Linked DNA regions of Homo sapiens: regions 2, 3 and 4 are each linked to region 1. Evidence: chromatin loops called from intact Hi-C (ENCODE). Cell type or tissue: endothelial cell of umbilical vein. All regions are shown on one strand. Each heading gives the region's core, and the rest is flanking DNA. Links, peaks and the distances in the headings are about the cores only. Region 1 overlaps UBE2H-DT (UBE2H divergent transcript). Region 2 overlaps UBE2H (ubiquitin conjugating enzyme E2 H). Region 3 overlaps AHCYL2 (adenosylhomocysteinase like 2). Region 4 overlaps NRF1 (nuclear respiratory factor 1).

Region 1 (6,207 bases), core at 340-5,339:
AGTAGAAAGGAGTATCTTGCAGCCACTCACGGGATACTAGTGCCCAGAAGAGAGTCTTTCTCCTGGCTCCTTTTTGATTTCAGCCAACTTTAATAGACTTAACAGGTGGAGCATTCTCTTTGGGGCTTTCCTCACTTATACTCTTCTTCTGGTTGTGGGTGCCTGAGAGCCACTTCTGAATCCCTTCCATCCTATTCCATCTTAGCAATAAAAACAGCTGCACGCACAGCTTGACCATCGACAAAAGTACAAACACTTCCTTCTCCTCAGTTTTCCTTTCTATGTTTAGTTTTATTTCTATTCTAGGTTTTCTTTGGCTTTATACAGCTGCCATCCTGGTCAGTTGGCCCATGCCCTCAGAAGTGAATGCTGCATTTAAACCCTTTAATTAGAGACCATTCATTCCATCTATATCCCATACTCTCTTTTATCTCATTGCTCCTTGGCTACAGCTGTGGTGGTTATTGTTTTTCTTGCCACAGTGCCTCTCTAGTTGAACTGACTGTTGTATAGCTGAAGCCAATTAGGAAGAGAGGGAAACAGGAACATACAAAGGCCTCTGTGTAGGACAGGTAGGTCATGGAGATTTGGTCACTTATCCAGAGATTATCCAACAAGTCAGATCATTATAATAACATACTCTTCAGCTTTCTGTACTCACTTCTTTCTATTAGCCACCTATTGATATCCCAGTAAGCAGATATGGAGGAAAATTGTTTCCTATAGTGTGTCAGTAACAGCCCTCAAAGGGATGGTAGTAGGAACAGAAAATGTGAAGCCTAGAAGGGACTCAAGATTCACCTCCAAGGCCTTCATAGTTCTCACGGGGAAGCCAGGATCACAGAGACAAGAAAATCCTTTTTAGCCTCTGTGTCCATTTCTTAGCCAGTCTTGTCCAACCTAACTAGAACCAATGGAGCAGAAGGAAAGGCACACAAGAATAACTTGACGGCACAACGGGTTTTGAGCCAATCAGAAGTGATACCAAGGCCAGGTGCAGTGCCTCACACCTATAGTCCCAGCACTTTGGGAGGCTGAGGTGTGCGGATCACTTGAGGTCAGGAGTTCAAGACCAGCCTGGCCAACGTGGTGAAACCTCATCTCTACTAAAAATACAAAAATTAGCCGAGCGTGGTGATGGGTGCCTGGAGTCCCAGCTATTTGGGAAGCTGAGGCAGGAGAATCACTTGAACCCGGGAGGCGGAGGTTCCAGTGAGCTGAGATCGCGCCACTGCACTCCAGCCTGGGTGACAGAGGGAGACTGCATCTCAAAAAAAAAGTGATAGCGAAACCAAGACTGCAGCTGGAGTCTACCTCCTACTGAAATGTGGGGAATCAGTCTTGAGCAGGAGAACCTCTGAAACTTGATTTTACTACTGCTGCAAATAGCTATCACTTGTAAGTACAGATTGTTTGCCAAGCACTGGTCTAAGCATTTTATCTTATTTAAGCCTCATAGCAGTCCTATGAGGAAGGTATAATTACTGTTCCATTTTTACAAATGAGGAAACAAAAGCATAAGTTAATTACTTTGTTCAGGGTCACACAGCCCAGTAAGTGAGGGCCGGGATTCAAACTCAGCCCATCAGCCTCCAAGGCAGACCCCACTGCCTGCCTTTAACCAAGGACATAGTTATACATGCATGACGATGTTTAATTCCATTGTTACTTGGGTTGTTTGTTTTTGTTTTTGTTTTGAGACAATCTTGCTCTGTTGCCCAGGCTGGAGTGCAATACTGCAATCTCAGCTCACTGCAACCTCTGCCTCCTGGGTTCAAGTGATTCTGCCTCAGCCTCCGTAGTAGCTGGAACTACAGGTGCCCACCACCATGCTGGACTGATTTTTTTTCCTTTTTTTATTTTTGAGACAGGGAGGGTCTCTGTCGCCCAGGCTGGAGTGCAGTGGTGGGATCTCGGCTCACTGCAACCTCCACCTCCCAGGCTCAAGCAATTCTCCTCCCTCAGCCTCCTGAGTAGCTGGGATTACAGGCATATGCCACTACCGCCCAGCTAATTTTTGTGTTTTTAGTAGAGATGGGGTTTCACCATGTTGGCCAGGCTGGTCTTGAACTCCTGACTTCAAGGATCCACCCGCCTCAGCCTCCCAAAGTGCTGGGATTACAGGCGTGAGCCACCGTGCCCAGCCTGAGACCTTTCTTCTGTAGATCCAGAGAAACCAGATGTCAAGGGAAATGCAATTTATCAGCTATTAAGTGATAAGAAAATCTCCCCTCCTAAGGATCGTGCCATCTCCCAAGTCTCCAAGAGCTGGGGCAAGTCACTGTAGCCAACTTGAGAATCAAGTTCAGGTATGAGGCCAGGCGTGATGGCTTATGCCTGTAATCCCAGCACTTTGGGAGGCCAAGGCAGGCAGATTGTTTGAGCCCAGGAGTTCAAGACCAGAGTAGACAACATAGGGAAACCCCGTCTCTACCAAAAAAAAAAAAAAAAAAAAAAGCCAGGTGTGGTGGCGTGCACCTGTAGTCCCAGCTCCTCAGGAGGCTGAGGTGCGAGGATCCCTTAAGCCTGGGAAGTCAAGGCTGCCGTGAGCTGTGATCACACCACTGCCCTCCAGCCTGGGAGATAGCGCAAGACCCTGTCTCAGAAAAAAAAAAAAAAAAAAAAAAAAAAAAAGTTCAAGAATGTGACCTCGGTGCCAGGCAAGAATGCTAGCAGTACCCACTACGGCCACTAGATGTCCCCCATGTTCCACTTCTGGCTTACCTAGCTGGACTTGCCAACACAAGACATCATCATTCTTACTTTGTCCTTATTTTGTTACAGGGTCTTTCCCCTAACCCCACTTAAGCTCTACCAAGTGCGGTGATGGAAACAGAAAGAAACTGAAAGCATTGAAACAGTCAGCAGAGAGACAGAAATGAGAATGGGTATTTATTGAGGAGACAGAGAAGGAAAAAAAAACCTCTAAATTTAAGGTCAGAGTTGGGGCCTTGCATCCAGGAATAGTGGCTCGAGTAGCAATGATAAGAACCCGATTGAATGGGAAGTCAACCGAAAGGGAAATCCAGGGGACTGTGAGCCATTGGCAGCCACCCTGGGACACATGCAGCCCTCCCCAGGTGTCATCCTTTGGCTGATCTCAGCACCCGCACTCAGGGCTGGGCCACCCCAGGGCCGACCTGCAAAGTTAGGCAAGCCACTAATGAAGCATGATGACACACTCACAGGGGCATGAGTGGTGTCTCATCACAGCCAGGGCACAGCCCAGACCCACCAGATGACCCTTTTCTTGTGAGGATTCCCAAGTCTATGACTAATGCTAATTAACCCTGACTCACAGTAGCACTGAGCACACAGAGGTCATTATCTCCACTGGAAGGAGTGGGGAAACTGAGGTGTGGAGTGGGGAAGCAGCTTTGCTCCATCAGTGTCACCAGGTCAGGAGTTGATCCTCCCTGCCCTTCTCAAAAGCCCGTGAGGCTGTTCTTGGTAATCAGCAGTAGACACTTCCGGTGGGGCTAAGGGATAGGGCCTTTCCCCACTGCTGTTTCCACGTGAGTCAGAGCCACAGAACTGGAAGCAGAGTTGTAGACTACTTGGTCTAATCCCTGAGGAGTCTGAAGGCCAGAGTGGGGAGTGAAGGCCAAGATCACACAGCAGGTTGTGGCTGAGCCACGCCTAGAATCCTGAGGCTTCTTGCTGAGTCCCCTTCTTGCACTACAGTCATCATGACAGAGCAGAAGAGAGGCAGTACCCTGTGAGAGTTAGGAGCACCAGCTCACTAGCCAGAAGTGGTGGCACGTGCCTATAGTCCCATTATACTAGGGAGGCTGAAGTGGGAGGATCGCTTGAGCCCAGGAGTTCGAGACTGCAGTGAGCTATAATTGCACCACTGAACTCCAGTCTGGGTGGCAGAGCAAGACACCTTGTTTATAAAAAAGAAAAATAAAGGGGGACAAAAAAAAAAACACCAGCTCTAGGTCAGGTAGCTTGGCAGGTGGATCTAGCAGGCTCTAGGTTCCATAGCCTGGGTACAGATCCTGGATTCACTGGTCACCAGCTGTGTGTTTCTGAACCTATGACTCAGCCTCAGCTTCCTCATCTGTAAATTAGGGATAATACTAGTAGCTGTGTCACAGGAATGTTTTGAGAATTCATTGGCATATGTGAAGTGCTTAGAGCAGTGCCTGGCACATGAGAAGTGCTCAGGAAATAGTAGCTGTTTGTTTAAGCTGGCTGTTTAAGCCCAGTTGCCTCTCTGGCCAAGTGTCTCCAGCTTGCCTGGTCTTTTGGGACTCCTGAAGGAAGGGAGCACCAAAACTATAGGTGTTAGGATCATGAGAAAGACACATACCAGTATCTCCTCACCAGACTGTCTGTGGTCTCAGTAGGCCTCTTTCAGCCCAGCGGCCTCCATGCCACCATCAGACAGCACAGGTGCTGGTGGATCAGCGCCAAGCCCAGCTTTAGAAGCATTGGGAAGCACCTTGGCAACAAGACATAAACCAAGATAACCACATTCCTACCAGTCTCCATGGACCCTGGCTCCGGGCCTGGCAAGGCCACCCTCAGGAAATGGCGGTACAATGACGACAGGAAAGCTTATGACAGGCATCACCCTGCTGGGCTGAGAACACTGGCTTGTTTGTCCAGCACAGCTTACCTGAGTCACCCATTGTGGAGTCTGCAGCCACCTGGGCCTGGAGCTAGGCCAGCAGGCTGCTTGGAGTCTGGAACACCTTCTGCGGGCTGAATCTGGCTAGGTCCGGCACTTGCTGCCTGTCCCCTCCTCAGAAAGCAGGTCAAGGCAGTTTGGCTCCGTAGATCTGGCTCCAAACAGTGAAGAGCCTGGTGGGGCCTGACAACAGTTCAGAGACGCAGAGCCTCCTCTGTGGGAAACAGAATGTGAACCGAGGCCTTAGAGTGTTTGGAAAATCAGCTCCACGAATCAGAGATGGACCGGGCAGCAGCTTCTCCCTCTCCTCCATCCCATGCTACACCCGTAGCCACTCTCTGTGCCCCACTGGTCCTCAGGGGGCCCTGGGCTCTCTTGCCAAGTCTCAGCACTGCCCAGGCCCATGCAGCCGGTCAACAGTGACTGGGCTCAACTCCCACTAACTCAACCTGGGGGTTTTCCAAAGTGAAATGAGGAACAAAATAGGTGCTATGTTTCACAGTACCAAGTTTTAAAATACTAATAAAATTAGAAAATACTTTTTCAGGCCGGGAGCAGTGGCTCACGTCTGTAATCCTAGCACTCTGGGAGGCCAGGGTGGGTGGGCCACATGAGGTCAAGAGTTTGAGACCAGCCTGGCCAACATAGTGAAACCCTGTTTCTACTAAAAATACAAAAATTAGCTGGGCATGGTGGCGTGTGCCTGTAATCCCAGCTACTTGGGAGGCTGAGGCAGAAGAATCGCTTGAACCTGGGAGGCAGAGGTTGTAGTGAGCCGAGATTGTGCCACTGCACTCCAACCCGGGCGACAAGGCGAGACTCTGTCTCAAAAAAAAAAAAAAAAAAAAAGAAAATACTTTTTTAAAAGGTGTAAAAAATGAGAATGAAAGTCCCCTGCCCCTTCTGGCCCTTGAGGGGCTTTCTACTGGAGGGACCATTTGTGGCATAGTTGGCAAGGGCACCCAAGAAGGCCAGAAGGGGACGCCCATGGGTGGGGACAGGAGGCACAGGAAGCAGTGTTTTAAGGTAGTGATCCCACAGGCCTAAGAAGGTGGCTCTGTTCCTCCAAGGAGTACTAAAGAGCCATCATAAAACAGTACTGACCGGGCGTGGTGGCTCACACCTGTAATCCTGGGAGGCCAAGGCAAGTAGATCACTTGAGGTCAGGAGTTCGAGACCAGCCTGGCCAACAGAGTGAAACCCCATCTCTACTAAAAATACAAAAATTAGCCAGGCATGGTGGCATGCACCTGTAATCCCAGCTGCTTAGGAGGCTGAGGCAGGAGAATCGCCTGAACCTGGGAGGCGGAGATTGCAGTGAGGCGAAATCGTACCACTGCACTCCAGCCTAAGCAAGAGTGAGATTCTGTCTCAAAAAAAAAAAAAAAGAAGACTGTCCTAGGGGACTTGGGATATGCAAGCTATGTGTGCTCAGTGCTCAGCACGAGGTGGTGACCTGGCGTTGGGGAGGCCCGAGCTGGAATAGGGAGCCTGGCTATCTGGGTGCCCCACCCTGGTAACTGACCTTGGGCAAGTCAGTTTCCATTTCAGTCCCTTTATCTTTGTTTTTG
Region 2 (6,207 bases), core at 485-5,484, 130 kb after region 1:
CTTTTGGTGTCAGATTAAACCAGCTTTAAGGCCCCACTGTTCTTTAAGCTGTTAGCAGGAAAATAATAAACATATCTTAAGTCTAATTTTGAATGCCAGATTGCAAGAATGAATGTTACATAGTATGTGTTTTAATCCTATCATTTTCAGAAATTCTCCCTAGATCCTACTTTGCTTTTTTGTTCACTCCAACTCTGGGTACCTTACAATTAAATGACCCTTTGCAGTCTTCCCACCTCCAGTCTCTTTAGCCCCCTAAACAGCAGAAGAAAGAATAGAAACCTCAGTGGGGTTGTACAAAGAGGTACTTTCTCCTCACCTTCATCTCCTTTTACCTTAATGGGTGATGTTATTTACCTGTCACCCCCATTGAGGCACTCAGTGACAGATCTATCTGATTGAAGGTGGACACCTTTAAATATTTGGAGACTGTAGAATGGTAGTAATTTAGTTAATTTAAGCCAGCTTTTTTTTTTTTTGCTTCACTTTATACATGTCTAAAATATTATAAAATATTGAACAATTTTAAGTAAGAACAATAAAATTGTAATATATTGAGCATTCTCTGAGAATCAGACTAAGCCTCATGTTCAGAATTGCCAGAGTTCAAACATTTTGCTACTGCTGTGGGCTTTTTTTTTTTTTTTTTTTTTTTGAGACGGAGTCTCACTCTGTCGCCCAGGCTGGAGTGCAGTGGCACGATCTCGACTCACTGCAAGGTCCGCCTCCTGGGTTCACGCCATTCTTCTGCCTCAGCCTCCCGAGTAGCTGGCACTACAGGTGCCTGCCACCACACCCGGCTAATTTTTTGTATTTTTAGTAGAGACGGGGTTCCACTGTGTTAGCCAGGATGGTCTTGATCTCCTGACCTCGTGATCCGCCAGCCTCGGCCTCCCAAAGTGCTGGAATTACAGGCGTGAGCCATTGCGCCTGGCTGCTGTGGGCTGTCTTAAGAAGTAATGCCCGATATCCTGGAGTCTAGACCACTCCCCACTACACCCCCACTCCTAACCAGTTGAATCAGAAATTTCTTTCTTGCTATAGGGGCCTCTAAGTTTCAGCGTTGTGAATGGTAAAGTGGGAGTGGAGCTGTGAGGTGTTGAGCCTTTGAGACAGCCCCCGAGCACATCTGACTTAGCACCTGTATAGGTGTAGAAACGTATACGCCTGTACACCTTCTCCTTTTGAGAGGGCTTTTCTGTTGTGTTGTGGTTCCCTGTCCCCAGTTTATTCATCTTCTAACTTTAGGGTGTTTCTGTCTACTCAGCCATTTAAAACTCTTATGTTGGTTAGTGATAGGACTTTAAAGCCTTTATAGAAGTCCATGCAAGTTCATTCAGATACATTTCATAAATACCTGTTTACCTAAAGGCTAAAAACTGGCATGCTAAGTCTAGTTTTGTTAACCCCACATTCCTAGTCAGAAAGGAAACAATAGAGCTTGTTGAAACTAAGAGTGAACTTATAGAAATGCAATTTCATATCCTGTAGAAATGTTATTTCTCAGACCTTAATGTATTTTTTCTAGATAATATGATTATCTCATCATAACTTTCTAGGTAATAATGTCTAAACTTTAGGCATTGCTTGTTTATTAACTAATGACACAAAAAGCCTCCACGCTTTCTTAAATTAATGATGCAATATGAAATTTGGTTGGGACAAATGACTAAGCTAATTTAACTTCTTCATAATTGTTTCTTTTGCCTTTCTGTGTGCTTTCAGGACTTGATAATGCCTACAAATGTGTATCATCTTCTGTTTGGAAAGTAGATTTAGCTGAAATATTTGTACAAGCTGTTCTTGTTTCCTCTAGAGGAAGGTTGCATAAGAGAGTTTCAATCAGTTGTGCGGGGTGACCCATTTTCAGGTCATCAACAGTGTAATTACTGTTGAGATGTGCTTTAAGCATTCAGAAAGGTTGTGGCTCACTTAGAAAAGGCAAGGATTCCTTTTTGAGTTGTGTAGATAGTTGTAAAATTATACAGAAGGGCGAGGAGGTAAGATCAACCCAATCTCAACATTCTTTTTAAATCTTGCCCCTGTTGTATCTGGGTAGGTGTAGTGTTCTTCCTGAGCCAAATTTTGAGCTTTTAAACAATCAGCTGTGCAAATTTAGATCAAACATCTTTAATGCTTGGCTCTTGGAATTTTGCAGTGTCTATGTACTTTGTTCTATTTTGTGTGTTTGTGTATGGATGTGTATTTTAATTGTATAAATGACCCATATCCATTAGAGCAATGTAAGAAAATCTGTAAGCCAAAGTAAAGAAAAATCAAAATGTCTCATAATCTTATCCCTTAAAGGGTGTCATTATTTACATTCTGGAATATGCTCTTTAAGACATTTCTCTCTGAATATTTAAATATATATATTCAATATAATGTGATATGCTTATCTTTGGGACACTCTCCAAATATAGTTTTAGAGGGCTGTCAGTAGTTACATGATTGCATGAGATGTCCCTTTAAAACAATTTGCATCTATAAATGAGTGGGTATTCGAAATAGTGGCATAGCTACTTTTTGGAAAGAAAAGGAATATAGGTAGACACCTTGGGAGGTTATGAACTTATTCTTATGATGCCATTATTGTTTCAAACACTTTGAGCTCTTTTTTTTGGAATTTTACTTCTGTTTCAGTATCATAAGTGATGGCAAATCTTGATGCTTTGAAGCTGGATGTGAATTTTTGAAATGGCTAACAGTCATTTAAGCCCAAAGAATAAGATGAATGGAAAAACGAGTAATATCAATTGGGGTATAAAACCGGCCCTCTAGGCACTTTGAAAAGAGTAAAAGATATAAAACTCCTTTAATCAACTATAACATCGCTGAATATTTGCATAATTTTCCAGAGAGACTGCTTTGAGATGAATCATATTTGAATCTTTTTCTGATTTACTTGAAAATTCAGACTTTCATATTTTTCATTCAGAAACATTAGTTCCTAGAGTGCTTAGCAATACTGCTGGGTGTTACTGTGTAGGAGTTAGGAGAGTGTGATTGGTCAGTGGACTGGTTATCAGGGTAGAGAAGTTCTGGCCCTGGTTCTCCTTGACCATGAGAGAGATATGCAGCTGACCCATTGTTTTCTCTGCTAGAAAATGAGATACTAGAATTAAACAGATTCTGCATGTTTGATATGACCAGTGTATTAAAACTCGGGGTACCTGGCATCCTGCTGGACATGACGAAGGCTACAGAAGATCTTTACTGGTTAGGAGAGAAGAAGAATGTAAATAAAATACTACGTGTACTTAATGGCATGGTTCCATTGTTTTTTAGGAGAGGTGTGAGTCAGCACCTCAATTTAGAAGAGAGAGCGTAAGGAAGACATAAGTTTCTACAAGAGAGATTGTCTTCACAAAAGCTTCAGAGTTGTTGAGGTGTGCATGAGGACTTTAGAGATACTCATTCAGAACCCCAAGTAATCCCCAGTTCATGAAGATTTTGTTTTATGCAAAGAAATTGCTGCAGAGACTGCCATAGCTCACACTTCTCGAGGTTCACAGTTTTTAGCCTTTGATACTTGTGCTCAGCTGTTAAGTGAAAGCTTTCACCAAACAGACTTGCAGTTACAGTGTGGGTGAAATAAAGATGAATGATCTCATAGAAGAGGGTAATACAGAGTAATTTTTAATAAAAAAAAATAAGCAGAGGATACAAAATGGTTTTATGTCTAATCCAAAAGAATGCAGATTAAAACGAAAGTACAGTATATGATTTGTCAAACTGGCAGATAAAACAGTGTTAGAAAAGGTATTATGATACAGCCAGTCTACCACTATGTATTGCTTGGTAAATATTTTATATCCTTCAAATAATTTTATTTAAAAAGTTAAAAATTATCTAAAGAAATATTTAGAAATGTGCACTGTCAAAAGAATACGTAAATTTTAGTGTTATAATACTTAAAAGTCAGAAGCAACCTAAATGACCCAGTCGGTGATAAAGTAGCTAAGTGATAGTGCATCTTAGTGGATAAAATGTTTTACCCATTAGTCATGTTTTAACACCTCTTTGAAGGGACACACAGGAAAATGTTTTTTATATAGTACAACTCTAATTTTTTCCTATACATTTCACATTTGAATGCCAAACTATTGATGTTATCCATAGCTGTTCAGTTAAAGGAGACTAAAAACATACTTTTCTGTAATTTCCAAATAGTCTACAATGTTTGCTTTTATTATAAAAGTAAATATTTTTAATCATATTGCAAATGTATGTCTTTTGACTGTCCTGTCTGTATCATTGTCTGAGTCTACACTTTGCTGTCTTTTGCTCTAGAAAGCCATCAGGCTTGGCCAGAATTCCCTGTGGTAGCTTGCTCAGGACCTGCCTAACCCACGTGTTTCCCAGCAGCCTCCCTTCTTTTTTCCTTTAAATTTTAATTATGTGTGTGTATAAGTGCACACACTGTTTTCCTTCCTTTGTTTTCTGCTTAGAGTTTAGAGTTTAGTCCATCTCAGATACTGTCTTTACGCGCAACTTTCTTCACTTCTTTCTTCCCCCTTTTTCTCTTCTCTTGGGTGGTTACCTCAAGTACTTCTCACCTTTTTCTTTTCTGCCTGACTCTTCCACTTCCCCCTTCCGTTGTTGCATTTTTCTCTTCATATGAACTGAAAAATGCCCCTCTTTAGAGCTAATAATCATAATGGGGATACTTTTGATAAGCCTAAGCCAAGGGAAAAAAAATATAAAAGTCTTCTAATAAAAGATACAGGGCCGGGTGTGGTGGCTCACGCCAGTAATCCCAACACTTTGGGAGGCCGAGGCGGGTGGATCATGACCTCAGGAGATTGAGACCATCCTGGCTAACACAGTGAAACCCCGTCTCTACTAAAAATACAAAAAATTAGCTGGGCGTGGTGGCGGGCACCTGTAGTCCCAGCTACTCAGGAGGCTGAGGCAGGAGAATGGCGTGAACCTAGGAGGCGTAGCCTGCAGGGAGCCAAGATCGTGCCACTGCACTCCAGCCTGGGCAACAGAGCGAGACTCTGTCTCAAAAAAAAAAAAAAAATTATATATATAAAAAAAATTAAATTCAGGGCTTATAGCCACTAAAGATCTTGCAACATCCAGAAGTTCTCTTCTGGATCTATTATATTCTCCTTCATATCATATCTACTTTACTTAAACACTAGCATTCCAGATAAAATTAAGATGTCATTTTATCTTACATTTAAATGATTATTGGCTACTATTAACAGAATTGTATCCTAATTTCAGATAGAACTATAGAATATTTTAGAATCTTTTGTAAATAACTTTAAGAGCAGCCTAGGAACCCTGTCATCATTTATACTTCTTAAAAATTAGAAAACTGTGTTATAAGGTACAGGTAACAAGTTTAGAAACCAATTTGTGAAATGCTACCGATCTATATCTACATATTTTCAGTGAGGAGGACCCTCTACTAGGAGCAGGCTGTATGCATTGCCTCTGGGTTGCAATTTGATGATACCAAAGCTGGGAAGGTAAGAGAAATGGTTGAGAACAGGATTCTGGAGGGACTGCTGAATGGTTTGCTGAATGTTGGTAGAATGGTCAGGTACAAAACCAGCAAGCTCGTGCTGCCATAGAACTTGATGTGAGGCCGAGCGCAGTGGCTCATCCTGTAATCCCAGCATTTTGGGGAGGCCGAAGTGGGCACATCACTGGAGACAAGGGGTTTGAGACCACCCTGAGCAATATGGAGAAACCCCATCTCTAAAAAAAAAAATACAAAAATTAGCTGGGCATGGTGGTGTATACCTTTAGTTCCAGCTACTCGGGAGGCTGAGGTGGGAGAATCACTTGAGCCCAGGAGGCAGAGGTTGCAGTGTGCTGAGATAGCATCACTGCACTCCAGCCTGGGTGACAGAGTGAAACCGGTCTCAAGAAATTAAAAAAAAAAAAAAAAAAAAGAATTTGATGTTAGTGGCATGAAGCAAGAACTTGCCAAACCCATTTGAGTAAATGGAGACAAAATGAAAAAGTCATGGGCAATACAATAGTTAAAATACTCTGAGCTGGCTGGGCGTGGTGGCTCATGCCTGTAATCCCAGCACTTTGGGAGGCTGAGGCGGGTGGATCACGAGGTCAGGAGATCGAGACCATCCTGGCTAACACAGTGAAATGCTGTCTCTACTAAAAAATACAAAAAATTAGCTGGGCATGGTGGCGGGCGCCTGTATTCCCAGCTACTTGGGAGGCTAAGGC
Region 3 (6,207 bases), core at 352-5,351, 640 kb after region 1:
AGCAACGGTTTTTTTCTTGGGGATTAAAAGACACTTTAACATTTTACAAGTAAGGTCTGGAAATCCATCGGCAATACACTAGAGGGTGCTCAGAGGTTAGCTTTCTTGGCTAAGTGGCTATCAGTAGCAACCTAATGAAGTACTTTCAGACCAAGTCAGGAGTCAATGACTTACGTGGTATCTGAAAGAAAGCCTCAAAAGTCTTTGGCAAAGAAAAGCTAGCAAATGAGACAATCGTGTTATTGAAGACTAGCTCCTCCCTATTCCTTTTTATTGCTGTTCAAAATACTGAGCAAAGGTATTTTCCTGCTATTTAAGAGAGAATGGCTGAGAAATTCCTAAGTGAGAGTAATACCTTATTAAAAACAGAACAGAGCAGAGCTGTGCTTTTCTAAATTATTATTTTGTTTGTTTGTTTTGAGACGGAGTCTCACCCTGTCGCCCAGGCTGGAGTGCAGTGGCGCGATCTCAGCTCACTGTAAGCTCTGCCTCCCGGGTTCATGCTATTCTCCTGCCTCAGCCTCCAGAGTAGCTGGGACTATAGGCGCCCGCCACCACGCCCGGCTAATTTTTTGTATTTTTAGTAGAGACCGGGTTTCACTGTGTTAGCCAGGATGATCTTGATCTCCTGACCTCGTGATCTGCCCGCCCTGGCCTCCCCCAAAGTGCTGGGATTACAGGCGTGAGCCACCGCACCCGGCTGCAAATTTTTTTATTTATTTTTTACCAACCAAGACACAACACTAAAGAGCTGTGTTTTATTAAATAAAGAGTGTTTTCTAAAAGCTGGGAAGCCCTAGATCATATCCCTTATGCAGTGGTCACACCAACTCCTTTAGGGCAGTCTTCCCATTCACATTAACTAGAAAGAAGGTAAATGGGTGAAAGTTCAGCAGGAGCCACTACTGAACTTTGAGGGGATGTGCTAAGCTTGTAAGACGGTGAGGACTATGACAGAAATAAGAATTATTATAAAACTTTGATTGATTCTGAGTTGGCACACTAATGTTCAGTAGAATTCTTCTGTAATATTCCTTTATAGAAATACCAAAGTTTGATACCTTAACGTGGCCCTTCCCTTAAGAAAACCAAATTTCTTTTTCCCTCTTCTTGTTATTAGTGAGTAGCAAGAAATTCAAAAAAACTCAACCCAATCAGAAGTATTACATAAATCCTTCCATTAATTCTAAAACACTATGTTACTTGGAATAAGCTTGTAGATGGATAGGTTTTCTTTCCACAAAATGTTTTAAAATTGAACACAAGACTGAGCGTGGTGGCTCACACCTGTAATCCCAGCACTGTGGGAGGCCGAGTTGGGTGGATCACCTACGGTCAGGAGTTCAAGACCAGCCTGGCCAACATGGTGAAACCCCATCTCCACCAAAAATACAAAAATTACCCGGTATGGTGGTGCACACCTGTAATCCCAGCTACTTGGGAGGCTGAGACAGGAGAATCACTTGAACCCAGGAAGCGGAGGTTGCAGTGAGCTGAGATCACGCCACTGCACTCCAGCCTGGACAACAGAGCCAGACTCCATTTCAAAAAAAAAAAAAAAAAAAACCTGAACACAATGTTCTGAAACGACATTAAGAAGAACAGCAATAACCTCCCCCAAAACAATAAAAAATAGTTGTAACAATGAGTTGAAATGTAAGTTCCTCAGGGGGCCTTTGTTAGGCCTACTATATATTCTATCTCATTATCAATAGTTATTTCTTCAAATCCATAATTCTATAAACACTAAAAAGAACTTGAAATATGTTTTAGAGAGTCTAACTAGTTTTCCATAGTGGGGAAACACAAATCTGTAAACATAAACCTGTGTGGGCTGTAAGAAATCAGGCTAAATCTAGAAGAAACTATTTAGAAACATAAGGATGGTTATTGTCTTTAAAAGTTGAAATTCGATCCAATATAATAGGTTTATATGCTAGTTCTTATCAACAAATAAGTCCTTATTATCATTTTAGTAAAACTACTGATCAGGCAAACATGGTATTCTGAAGAACTGTACCAAGAGAGCTGCAGTTCCTGCCATAGAGAAATATATATATAAAGGATAGCTGGGGGGGAAATAGGGAAATGTTGTGACTGAAGGGAAAAATACGGGCAGGGAGGGGAGAAATGTTTGCAATCTTTGCAGACTTCAGAGAGCACCATTTCTGTAAGTTCTGTTTTTGTTTTTTCTCCTCATTGTTCTTTTTCTTTACCCCCAGAGAAACAAATGAAGCATCAGGTTGAAAACAGAAGTGCAAAACAGTCACAGGAAACACAACCCATACATCACACCAGCAGCCGGAGGAAAGCCCCTGCCCACCAGAGATGACCAGGCAACAAGCCCTGGCCAGGCAACTCTCACACCTTTCCCAGCTTCGTGGATAATTAAGAAACAGTGGTGACCTAGTACCTAGGAACTAATCAGAACGTAGAGTAATAACTGTTTTTCCAACCACGGATCTTGGTAGGAGCTTCTCAGAGGTGATCCTTGTCACCCGTCAGAAATGGTTGCCTCTCATTATCAAGAAACAGAAGGAGAAACAAAACGACCAGTGAACTCACCATCCACTCAGGCATGTGAAAAGCTGAGGTGCCCTCATTACCGTCCCACTTCTCCATAGTGCAGGCTTGGGTAAGATATGTCCTGAAGCAAAAGGGAAAGCTGGTTTGGAAATACTGGGGTTATCTGAGTGCCCCAAAGCAGACCCAACCCTAGTGAGATTCAGAAGTTCACAGTGGCTAGCAGAAGCTGCATCCCTTTTCACAGCAGCCTCCGATTCAAATCAAGAGCATTAGTCAACTGCCTGACAACCCCTTACTGGCCGGCTTCAAAGCCTTCTGTGTCTGATTTCAAAATCAGAGCTGATGCAAAGTGCTGCACCCAGGCACTGTGCTTCTCACAGGGCACTCACTGTTTTAATGCTACCCAAACACTCTACCCGCACCTCCCCAGTGGGGACTTTCTGCAGCAATAGTTGGACTTCCTTCTTTCCCTGTGTGTGAGGCACTTGTGAATTCTCTCCCACCCTTCAGGACACGTCACTGGAGGTGCGGATACCAAGATCAATAAAGACTGAGGTCAGGAAGGCACTCCCATTTCTCAAGAGTTGCTTGATTTGGATCAGTAAACAGGCGTTTCCTTGAAATCAAGAGCTCCTAGGGCTTTCAAGTTTAAACAGCTATGCAGAAGCTCCCCATCTGCTCACACCAGGGGTCTGGCACCAAACTCTCGCATATCTCAAGTTAGAGTCTTATTGCATGGGAGGTTCGGATGGAGCCTAGGAAGATCTTTTTCAAAATCAGAATTTCTTAGCAGCTCTAAGAAAGTTCTGGGACGACAGCTCCCTCTGCTGGCTCCCTGTGCTACATACACGAAGGCCTCAGGGCCCGCAGCTACAGACACACAGGTGCTGATTGCAAAGTGACTTCACTGAGGCTAGTCAGAAGCCACCACAGTGTAGGTTTAGAGGACAGCCAGGGTTTCCAACCAAGACTAGTGCTGCCTCAAAGTCCCTAACCAATGCTGGATTTTACACACAGATCTGGTTTCAGGAAGAAACAGGATGCCAGTGCAGTAGCCCTGTACACTATCACCTTAAAGGACCTCCGAAGTTGTTTCTGCTTTATCTCTCCATACCAACTCCCTCCTTGCTGCACACTTCAGAATTTTGGAAATAAGACATAACTAGAAAAAAGGTAAGCTAGCCTATCTCACCTGCTTAGTTCATTCCTAGAGTATATTATCCAATAAGAGTACCACAGGTTTCAGGCACAAAGGAAGCCTAACAAGATATGCCTGCTTTGGTCCCTTTAAGGACCAGGACTCTTTACAGTGTTAATTCCCATTGAAGAGGATAGTTTCTCTACAGCTAACAGTGACAATATTATAATTATGATTATAGGCTCTGTGAAAGGAAAACATCTTGGGCCCCCAAAATCACTAAGCCAAAGGGAAAAGTCAAGCTGGAACTGCTTAGGGCAAACCTGCCTCCGATTCTATTCAAAATCACCCCTCTGCTCACTGAGATAAATGCACATCTGATTGCCTACTTTGAAGAGGCCAATCAAAAACTCAAAAGAATGCAACCATTTGTCTCTTATCTACCCATGACCTGGAAGCCCCCTCCCTGCTTCCAGATGTCTCGCCTTTCCAAACTGAACCAGTGTTCATCATACATATGTTGATTGATGTCTCATGTCCCCTTAAAATGTATAAAACCAAACTGTGTTCTGACCACCTTGGGCACATGTCATCAGGACCTCCTGAGGCTGTGTCATGAGTGCACATCCTCAATCTTGGCAAAATAAACTTTCTATAAACTTTTTTTTTTTTTTTTGAGACAGAGTTTTGCTCTTGTTGCCCAGGCTGGAGTGCAATGGCGTGATCTCGGCTCACCGCAACCTCTGCCTCCCAGGTTCAAGCAATTCTCCTGCCTCAGCCTCCCGAGTAGCTGGGATTACAGGCATGCACCACCACGCCCGGCTAACTTTGTATTTTTAGTAGACAGGGTTTCGCCATGTTGAGGCTGGTCTCAAACTCCTGACCTCAGGTGATCCACCTGCCTCAGCCTCCCAAAGTGCTGGGACTACAGGCATGAGCCAGCACGCCTGGCCAACCTTGGCAAAATACTTTCTAAATTAACCGAGACCTGTCTCAGATGTTTGGGGTTCACAGTTCATCACCCTGTAAGGCCTTCATTACTTAAGAGAATGGTCCTTTGGATTTGGAATGGAGGAGAGGAAGGTAATATCTATGGAAGAGGTACTGTAAGATGCCAGAGAGGGCAGAATTCAAATGAATGGCCAGAGGTTTGACTGGAGAGAAAGGCAGGTGAAAACAGGGACTGTTGAACCAGGTGCATTCAGACGTATCAAGGGATCACAGGGAGGGTGGAGAGCAGGCGAAATAAGAACAGCAGAGGTAGAAGTAAAGGAAGCTGTGGTCATAGAGGAGCTATGGAGTTGAGGCGACTTGAGTGATGTCAGGACACAGGGTGATGAGATGCAGGGAAAATAAGGCCCACTGAAGTCAGAGTGTCAACTCTGATAAAGTCTTAGCTCCTAGCAACCTCTAATTATTGTCCTCTGTCTTCCTTTAAACCCAGAGGACTTCTTAAAATGAGAAGTCACATCTGTTACCTAAATTGCCAATGGTGTATTTCATCTGTGCTTTAAATGCAACACATCTACAATCAACATTATTGCTGTCTTTCCTTTCCCGCCCCCCTCCAAACAACACTTTCTTCTCCTCACTTTTTGTGTTTGTGATGCCACTGTCCTCAGGCAACCATATATGAAACCTCAGGCACCTTTGATTTCCCCCTTTTCCCACAGTCCCCAGAACAATCACTTGGATATTATTTCTGTGCCCTCCTCCACCAAACCTTTCATCTATCCCTTTCTGTTCATTTTCACTGCCTCTTAACCCTCTACAAATCCTTTCCCAGAAGACAATCCACTTCATACCCATATATATATATATATACTCTATCCTCCAGGTAAACTGTATTATCTGCTACTTCTTGAATGTAAAGACTACACAGTATGGTGACCATGAACACTGGTTTTGGAATCAGACAGAGTTAGGTTAGAATCCTGCCTCTGCCACTTACTTGACCTCTCTATATAACTCCAATTTCCAATTTGTATGGTGGAAATAATAAGAGCTACCTACCTAACAGGACTGATGCAAGGATTTTAAAAGGGTACATACTCTAAGGAGTTAATTAATGGTAGCTCTTAATTATGTTATTATCATGCTGTGTTCTTTCCTACCTCAATGCCTTTGCTCATGTCATTTTCTCAAATCAAAATGCATTCGTTTCTGCCTTCACTTCCATTATCTTCACTTTTTCAAATATTTAAAGGAATGATAGTTCTACCATGAAACCTGACCTTAAAAAAGGAATCTCCCCTTCATCTAATATTGTTCTTTGGCTATATCACTATTCTCACCATTCCTCAAATTATAGTTCCTATGTATGTGTGCTACCCCTTGTTAGTCTCCAGGCTCTTCAGGGGCTTAGCCTACTTTGATTTGCCTACAATACCTGCGATATAGTAGGTGCTTAAGAAATTACCAAATTTAAAATTTATGTATGCTGTACGTATTCTTAATTATACTTTGGGGGCAACTTGCATACTCAATGTATTCAATATGTTTATGTCCATTTTATAGAATTTGGAACACTGTTTTATATTTAT
Region 4 (6,207 bases), core at 815-5,814, 370 kb after region 1:
GTGGCTCACGCCTGTAATCTCAGCACTTTGGGAGGCTGAGAAGGGCGGATCACGAGGTCAGGAGGTAGAGACCATCCTGGCTAACACGGTGAAACCCCGTCTCTACTAAAAATACAAAAAGTTAGCCGGGCGTGGTGGCGGGCACCTGTAGTCCCAGCTACTCGGGAGGCAGAGGCAGGAGAATGGCGTGAACCCGGGAGGCGGAGCTTGCAGTGAGCCGAGATTGTGCCACTGCACTCCAGCCTGGGCGACAGAGCGAGACTCCTTCTCAAAAAAAAAAAAAAAAAAAAAAAGTCAATAATGCCCATTTGATAAATCAAGAAATAGTGGTATAGACATATTATTTAGAGTTATGGAGGCATTACTGTTTGATGATACTATAAACAAAACAGTTAAACTATAAACAAAAAACAGCTAATTGTCTCTGAAAAGTGGGACTCGGGATGGGGAAAGAGTGGCAAAAGACTATTGATTTTTATTGTAAGTCCTTCTATTTCATCTTTTATTATATGAATGTATTACTTTGACTTTTAACAAAATGAGCTTTAAAAACAAATAGCTATGATATAGTCTTCCAAACTGATCCTTTTGAAAATTAAAATTAAATGACATGTTAGAGCAAACTGTCACTAGATAAATAAAGCTCCCTTCTTACGTTAAGAACTGAGAACAGCACAGTTCAAGTTTAGAAGTGGCCTTGCCTTGAGGAAGACAAACTCCTAATTTGCGGCATCTAAAACTAACAAAATTGTATGACTAATCAAATATTTTTCATACCAATAGGTTAACTTTGTAAATATTCCTTAATACTAATAACACGATAATCCAGTTAACAATGATGCTTTTATATAATGCTTAAGAAAAATAAGCTTTGGGCTGGGCGTGGTGGCTCACGCCTGTAATCCCAGCACTTTGGGAGGCCAAGGCTGGGGGATCGCGAGGTCAGAAGTTTGAGACTAGCCTGACCAACATGGTGAAACCCTATCTCTACTAAAAATACAAAAATTAGCCAGGGGTGGTGGCTTTAATTCCAGCTATTCTGGAGGCTGAGACAGGAGAATCACTTAAACCTGGGAGTCGGAGGTTGCAGTGAGCAAAGATCGCACCACTGCACTCCAGCCTGGGCAACACAGCGAGACTCTGTCTCAAAAAAAAAAAAAAAAGCAAGAAAAGAAAAAAAAGCTTTACCACACAACTTCATAATGACTTAGGGATGAGTGGATGATTTTATGAAAATACTGTAAGCGCCAGGCATGGTGGCTCATGCCCGTAATCCCGAGAGGCCAGAGGCGGGCAGATCGCGAGGTCTGGAGTCAGCCGGGCCAACATGGTAAAACCCCGTCTCTACTAAAGATACAAAAAATTAGCCGGACATGGTGGCACATGACTGTAATCCCAGCTACTCTGGAGACTGAGGCAGGAGAATTGCTTGAACCCGGGAGGCGGAGGTTGCAGTGAGCCAAGATCGCGCCACTGCATTCTCCAGCCTGGGCGACAGGGTGCGACTCCATCTCGAAGAAAAAAAGAAAAGAAAATACTGTAAGCTCACTGAAGTCAGGGCTCGGGTCCATAAAGTCTCTATGAATAGATCTATCATAATGTGCTCTTTGATAAATGATTGTGGGTAATCAGCTGCACATTTTAATAACTAAAGCTACACCCAGGCAGTTACAGTTTCTGTAACTCTCCTACAAGGTTATGCTTGCTGTTTATCTCTCTCTCTCCGTCTCACTTCCAAGCCCTGTCTTCTATTCTTGTCAGAGTTGCACTATTCCTCGCTCTGGGGCTGAGCCTGCCAACCATGTTTTCCAGACTTTACTGCCAGTATCCTGTTAGGTTTTGCCTAGGGAGACTGGAAGGGGAGAGAAGAAGGGATTTCTTTGCTGTTTTCATTGTTATAATATCAGCATTGCTCCAGCAAGAGGAGTGTTGCACCTCCCAACTCCAGCTGTGCCTCTTCTCTCCTGGTGGTTGAGTACCAGCTGAATGGCATTCCACTAGGAGATCAGATTACCAGCTGCAGGAGGACCTCTCTGAGCTTCCAGGTTCTTCTCTTCTGTTCCCCCAAACCTAGGGGTGGTAGTGCTTCCTATCTGGATTACCCCAGTGTCTTTTGTGCTCTTTCATCTTGTAACACCTGTGTACCCAGTTCCCAGAATTAAATTATCTGAAATGCCACACATGGTTTTCTAGGCCCCGATTAATACTTAAAGAAGAAAATACATACTTGCATTCAAAATTACTCATACAGTGCTGGTAAGCAGCAATCCGGGATTCTCATACCCTCAATAAAGAAGTGATGTAAAAAATGAAGCCCATTTTTACAAGACTACAATTAGAGTTTCTGTTTTCAGACACTGATGAATCTCAAATTTAATGAATCATTAAAAAGATGCTAAGCTATAGAGTATAAAATGTCTCACAGGCCTGGCGCGGTGGCTCACGCCTGTAATCCTAACACCTTGGGAGGCAGGTGGATCAGCTGAGGTCAGAAGTTCAAGACCAGCCTGGCCAACATGATGAAACCCTGTCTCTACTAAAAATACAAAAATCAGCCGGGTGTGGTGGTACACGCCTGTAGTCCCAGCTGCTCGGGAGGCTGAGGCAGGAGAATCGCTTGAACCCGGGAGGCGGAGGCTGCAGTGAGTTGAGATGATGCCACTGCACTCCAGCCTGGGCAACAAAGTGAAACTGTATCTCAGAATACATAAATACATAAAAATAAAATGCTTCACACAGACAGAAATGGGACACTTAGAAGTGAGAAGGGAGCATAGACAGGAAAGTAGGTGATATCAACACAAACTTATGTTTGTGAGTCTATCTGACCTACTCTTTAAGTCTAACATTCCTGCAAACCTCAAAATCAACATCATAGTACTATACTGTCTCTTCATAGAAATAACACTGACAAACAGAAAATAATTTGTCATATTACTCGATGAATAGATCAGGTTTTTGGAAACCAAAGAAAATGTGGTAGCAATGGTACCTTTGACCTTTATCTACCATCCTAACTCCCTAGCGGACTGCGTAGACCTACTGAAAATCAGTGGTGGGTAATGGCTATCATTTCCAGCATGGGAAAGAGCGATTTAGAGTTACCATTCTTTTTTCTTATTATACAACTGGGCTCAGCATGTACAAGTGTCTGGAGAGTCTCCTCTCCATTCTACCTCATGCCTACTTAAACACATCCTCACTTCTCCGGCGGGGTGGTACAAACTCTGGAACCAGAATACTGTATTCCATTTCTTGCTCTGCCACTTACTAGCAACTTGGAGAAGTTTCATTTGACTTTTTCTGTCTTAGTTGTAACATCTGTCAAATGAAGGAAAATAACAGAATCTACTTCATAGAATTACTGGGGACAAAATGAATTACTATTTGAAAAAGGGCTTAAGGGGACATGGTATATAGTGAGTGCTATATAAGTGTAACTTATTCTTATTCCATGTACAAAGATGAGGACAGCAAAGAAATGTTGAAGGGACAGTTACATGATTTTTTTTTTTTTTTTTACACTGGGTGAAATAATGTTTACAGATCACATTAGGAATTTTGACCATACAAATACCTCTATCATAGAGTTCTTAATCGTTTTTGAATCATAAACTTTCTTGGGGATGGGTGAAAGCTACAGAGCTCCTCCCTAGAAAAATGCTACACATACAGAATTCTCCAAAATATTCCAATCTTCTTCTATTCAAATTATAAATAGACTATGTATTACTAGAACACTAGAGGGTGCCACAAGCAAAGGAAAAAATGTAAAGACAGCATGGGGAATTTTGGCTTGCCGGAACATCTTTCCATAGAGAAGAGTTAAGTCAATGTACTTCATCAAATGCTTAAAATATGTCAACTCTCTTATAGGTTCTGGATTAGCACTGTCTGGTAGAACTTTCTGCAATGATGGAAATATTCTAAATGTGTGCTGTCCAAAACTGTAGCTGGACATGTGGACTACTGACCACATGAGATCATAAGGAATTAAATGTTTAATTTTAATTAATATTAAATGGCCATATGTGGCTTGTGGCTACTATATTGAACAGTGCAGTTCTACATTCTAAAAAGTTTTGACTTGCTTCTTATCACAGGCCATTATCTATCAGTGTGAAGGTAATTTCTAATAGAGTGGGTTCATACAATTATTCAGGCCATTTGTCCCTTGTGATAATTCAGCACTATAGAGACAGAAATAAAGATTGTCAGCGTTTTGTCCTTGCCCTACAGACGTTCACAGTCAAAAGTACGCTGTCTTTTTACTCATTATAGATGACCCTACCTACCTAATTTCCTATGTTTCTTTACTGAAACATCTCTCTAAGCCCCTGGGTTATAAGAGCTTAAAAAATAAATAAGTGTATACTGAAAGACTGAATTAATACAGTTAAGTAAGTAGGCTTTCGCCATTTAAAAAACAAATCCTATTCTAGTGATATTTGCTAAGGGTTAAGGGAGCACAGAGAAGACAAAACTGCAAGGACATGGGGCAGGCATCCTGAAGGAAATGACAGAGTCTACAGTCAGAAGCTCGTCAGGCTCCAGAATGAAAAAAAGGGCACTGCAGGCAGCAGCAACGGCTTGTGAAAGCACATGGCATAGCAAGGGGACATCAATGAACGCGCAGACAGCAGATTCAGGGGGAGTCTGGGGACCAAAGGAACACAGCTCCCAACTGCCTCCACACCAGATTCTTTCTTTACACTGCCATTTAGTCTACTAAAAATAAAGCTAATGCTGACCCACCTGTCAAAATGAAAGCAGTCTATCCACACTGTATAACATCTTGTAGCTTACAACCCTGTGTCTGGCACACTGCCTGAATGAAGTAGGTGCCTAGTGAAGGTTGGTGACAACAATAAAAAAGCATTAGAGAGTGCATTCTCAAATATGTAGACGCTTACCAGAAGCTACACATATCAATAAAAAGCAGGTGAGTTGTTAAAGCTATCCCTGGTTTAGAAAGATGGTGAATAGGAAGTTTGGTCTACCCAAGCATTTGCAACTGGGTCAGAATGCAGCTGGCATGGCTCTTTTTGCAGAATAATTGTTTGTCCACAGCTGCTCCCAAATTACCAAAAATCAAATAAGTAGTTGCCATGTGTGATAGCAGGATTAGAGGCTGCCTCAATTTCCATTATGGAAAAATAACGTAAATTGCCACAAGTCCCGCCCCCCAGTCTCAAATAAGCACAAAGGACACTTTTATTCAGATCCTGCATACTGTGAAACAGCATTGTTGCCTGGCTGCTTCAGTGGCGGGCTCAATTCTGCTGGATCTGTCACTACACAACCAACAGCCAGTTAAAGCTATTTCCTAGCTTCTGCAGGACAGCTCAATTCATGATTTTTCTTCTGAAATAACTGAACTAAGGATTTGTTTCTGGATAAAATTATGAAAGTATTTAAGTGCCAATACCACAGACCTAGGAATCTCTGCTATTCAATCATTCTCTCCTTCATTCAACAAATATTTACTGAATTCTTATCAGGTACTCCTACATTATTGTAGCATGTGTATTCCAAGAAAACCTATGACTGGCAATTCTAATTTTGTATCTCTAAGTTTAAAAAGTGTATTCTCAGCCTGGGTGAAATGGTGAAACCCCATCTCTACTAAAAATACAAAAACCAGCTGCGTGTGGTAGTGCATGCCTGTAGTCCCAGCTACTTGGGAGGCTAAGGTGGGAGGATGGAGTGAGCCCAGGAGGCAGAAGTTGCAGTGACTTGAGATTGCACCACTGTACTCCAGCCTGGAAAACAATGGGACCCTATCTCATTTAAAAAAAAAAAAAAAAAAATTTTTTAAAGAATGTATTCTTTTAGAAGTGACTTGTGTTCTTTGGGGGTAACTGAGAAAATATAGGGGAATTAAAAATAAACACAAATCACTGTAACCTGAGATAGCTACATTACCAAGTTAACTATTTTATGTATATGCTTCCAGCATTTCCCCTGCTAGTTTCTTATACAGTTGGTTTTGTTTCATTGTTTTTAAACAAAAATGAGCCTATATTGTATATACTGTATTACAAATATTTTTTCACTTAATATAGATTAAAATATTCCATGTTATTAACATTTTTGTATCTTTTTTAAATGTCTACAGAGCATTCCCTGTAAGAACATACAGTAGTTTAGTTTACCAATCCTCTGAAGTCATTTAGGTTATTTCCAATTTCTCACTATTATAAATAG

Evidence for each region. A loop is a pair of places that touch in the nucleus more often than their neighbours do. Peaks named below come from ENCODE experiments on the same cell type or tissue, not always from the same donor. Only the 100,000 strongest peaks of a DNase experiment are listed, where the experiment ranks them.
Region 2: it touches region 1 in a loop (5-fold over the local background); 2 of 110 quality-filtered maps call a loop at or near these places.
Region 3: it touches region 1 in a loop (12-fold over the local background); 26 of 110 quality-filtered maps call a loop at or near these places.
Region 4: a loop joins it to region 1, with 4 times the contacts of the local background. A loop is called at or near these places in 8 of 110 quality-filtered maps.

Annotation. Positions count from the first base shown.
Region 1 is chr7:130,007,519-130,013,725 of GRCh38, reverse strand. UBE2H-DT (UBE2H divergent transcript) reads right to left here. Exons shown (of 4, transcript XR_007060520.1): 3 at 4,625-4,850. Among named protein-coding and RNA genes, the nearest start is that of ZC3HC1, 41 kb to the left of the region's middle. RefSeq lists enhancers at 1,189-1,348, 3,290-4,489, 4,286-4,785, 4,873-4,942, 5,043-5,122. In endothelial cell of umbilical vein, for the core only: a CTCF peak has its summit at 2,693 (motif pointing right); DNase peaks (open chromatin) are centred at 2,725, 3,365, 4,235, 4,525 and 1 weaker place; H3K27ac peaks cover 2,613 bases.
Region 2 is chr7:129,873,131-129,879,337 of GRCh38, reverse strand. The region is part of intron 3 of UBE2H (ubiquitin conjugating enzyme E2 H); the gene reads left to right. Among named protein-coding and RNA genes, the nearest start is that of UBE2H, 77 kb to the left of the region's middle. In endothelial cell of umbilical vein, for the core only: no CTCF peak of the experiment used is centred there; no DNase peak of the experiment used is centred there; H3K27ac peaks cover 331 bases.
Region 3 is chr7:129,364,910-129,371,116 of GRCh38, reverse strand. The region is part of intron 1 of AHCYL2 (adenosylhomocysteinase like 2); the gene reads right to left. LOC107986847 (a long non-coding RNA gene) reads left to right here. Exons shown (of 3, transcript XR_007060518.1): 3 at 2,223-3,093. Among named protein-coding and RNA genes, the nearest start is that of STRIP2, 66 kb to the left of the region's middle. In endothelial cell of umbilical vein, for the core only: a CTCF peak has its summit at 3,340 (motif pointing left); DNase peaks (open chromatin) are centred at 2,226 and 3,326.
Region 4 is chr7:129,642,361-129,648,567 of GRCh38, reverse strand. All of the region lies in intron 1 of NRF1 (nuclear respiratory factor 1), which reads right to left. Among named protein-coding and RNA genes, the nearest start is that of NRF1, 34 kb to the right of the region's middle. In endothelial cell of umbilical vein, for the core only: no CTCF peak of the experiment used is centred there; DNase peaks (open chromatin) are centred at 3,757 and 4,667; H3K27ac peaks cover 565 bases.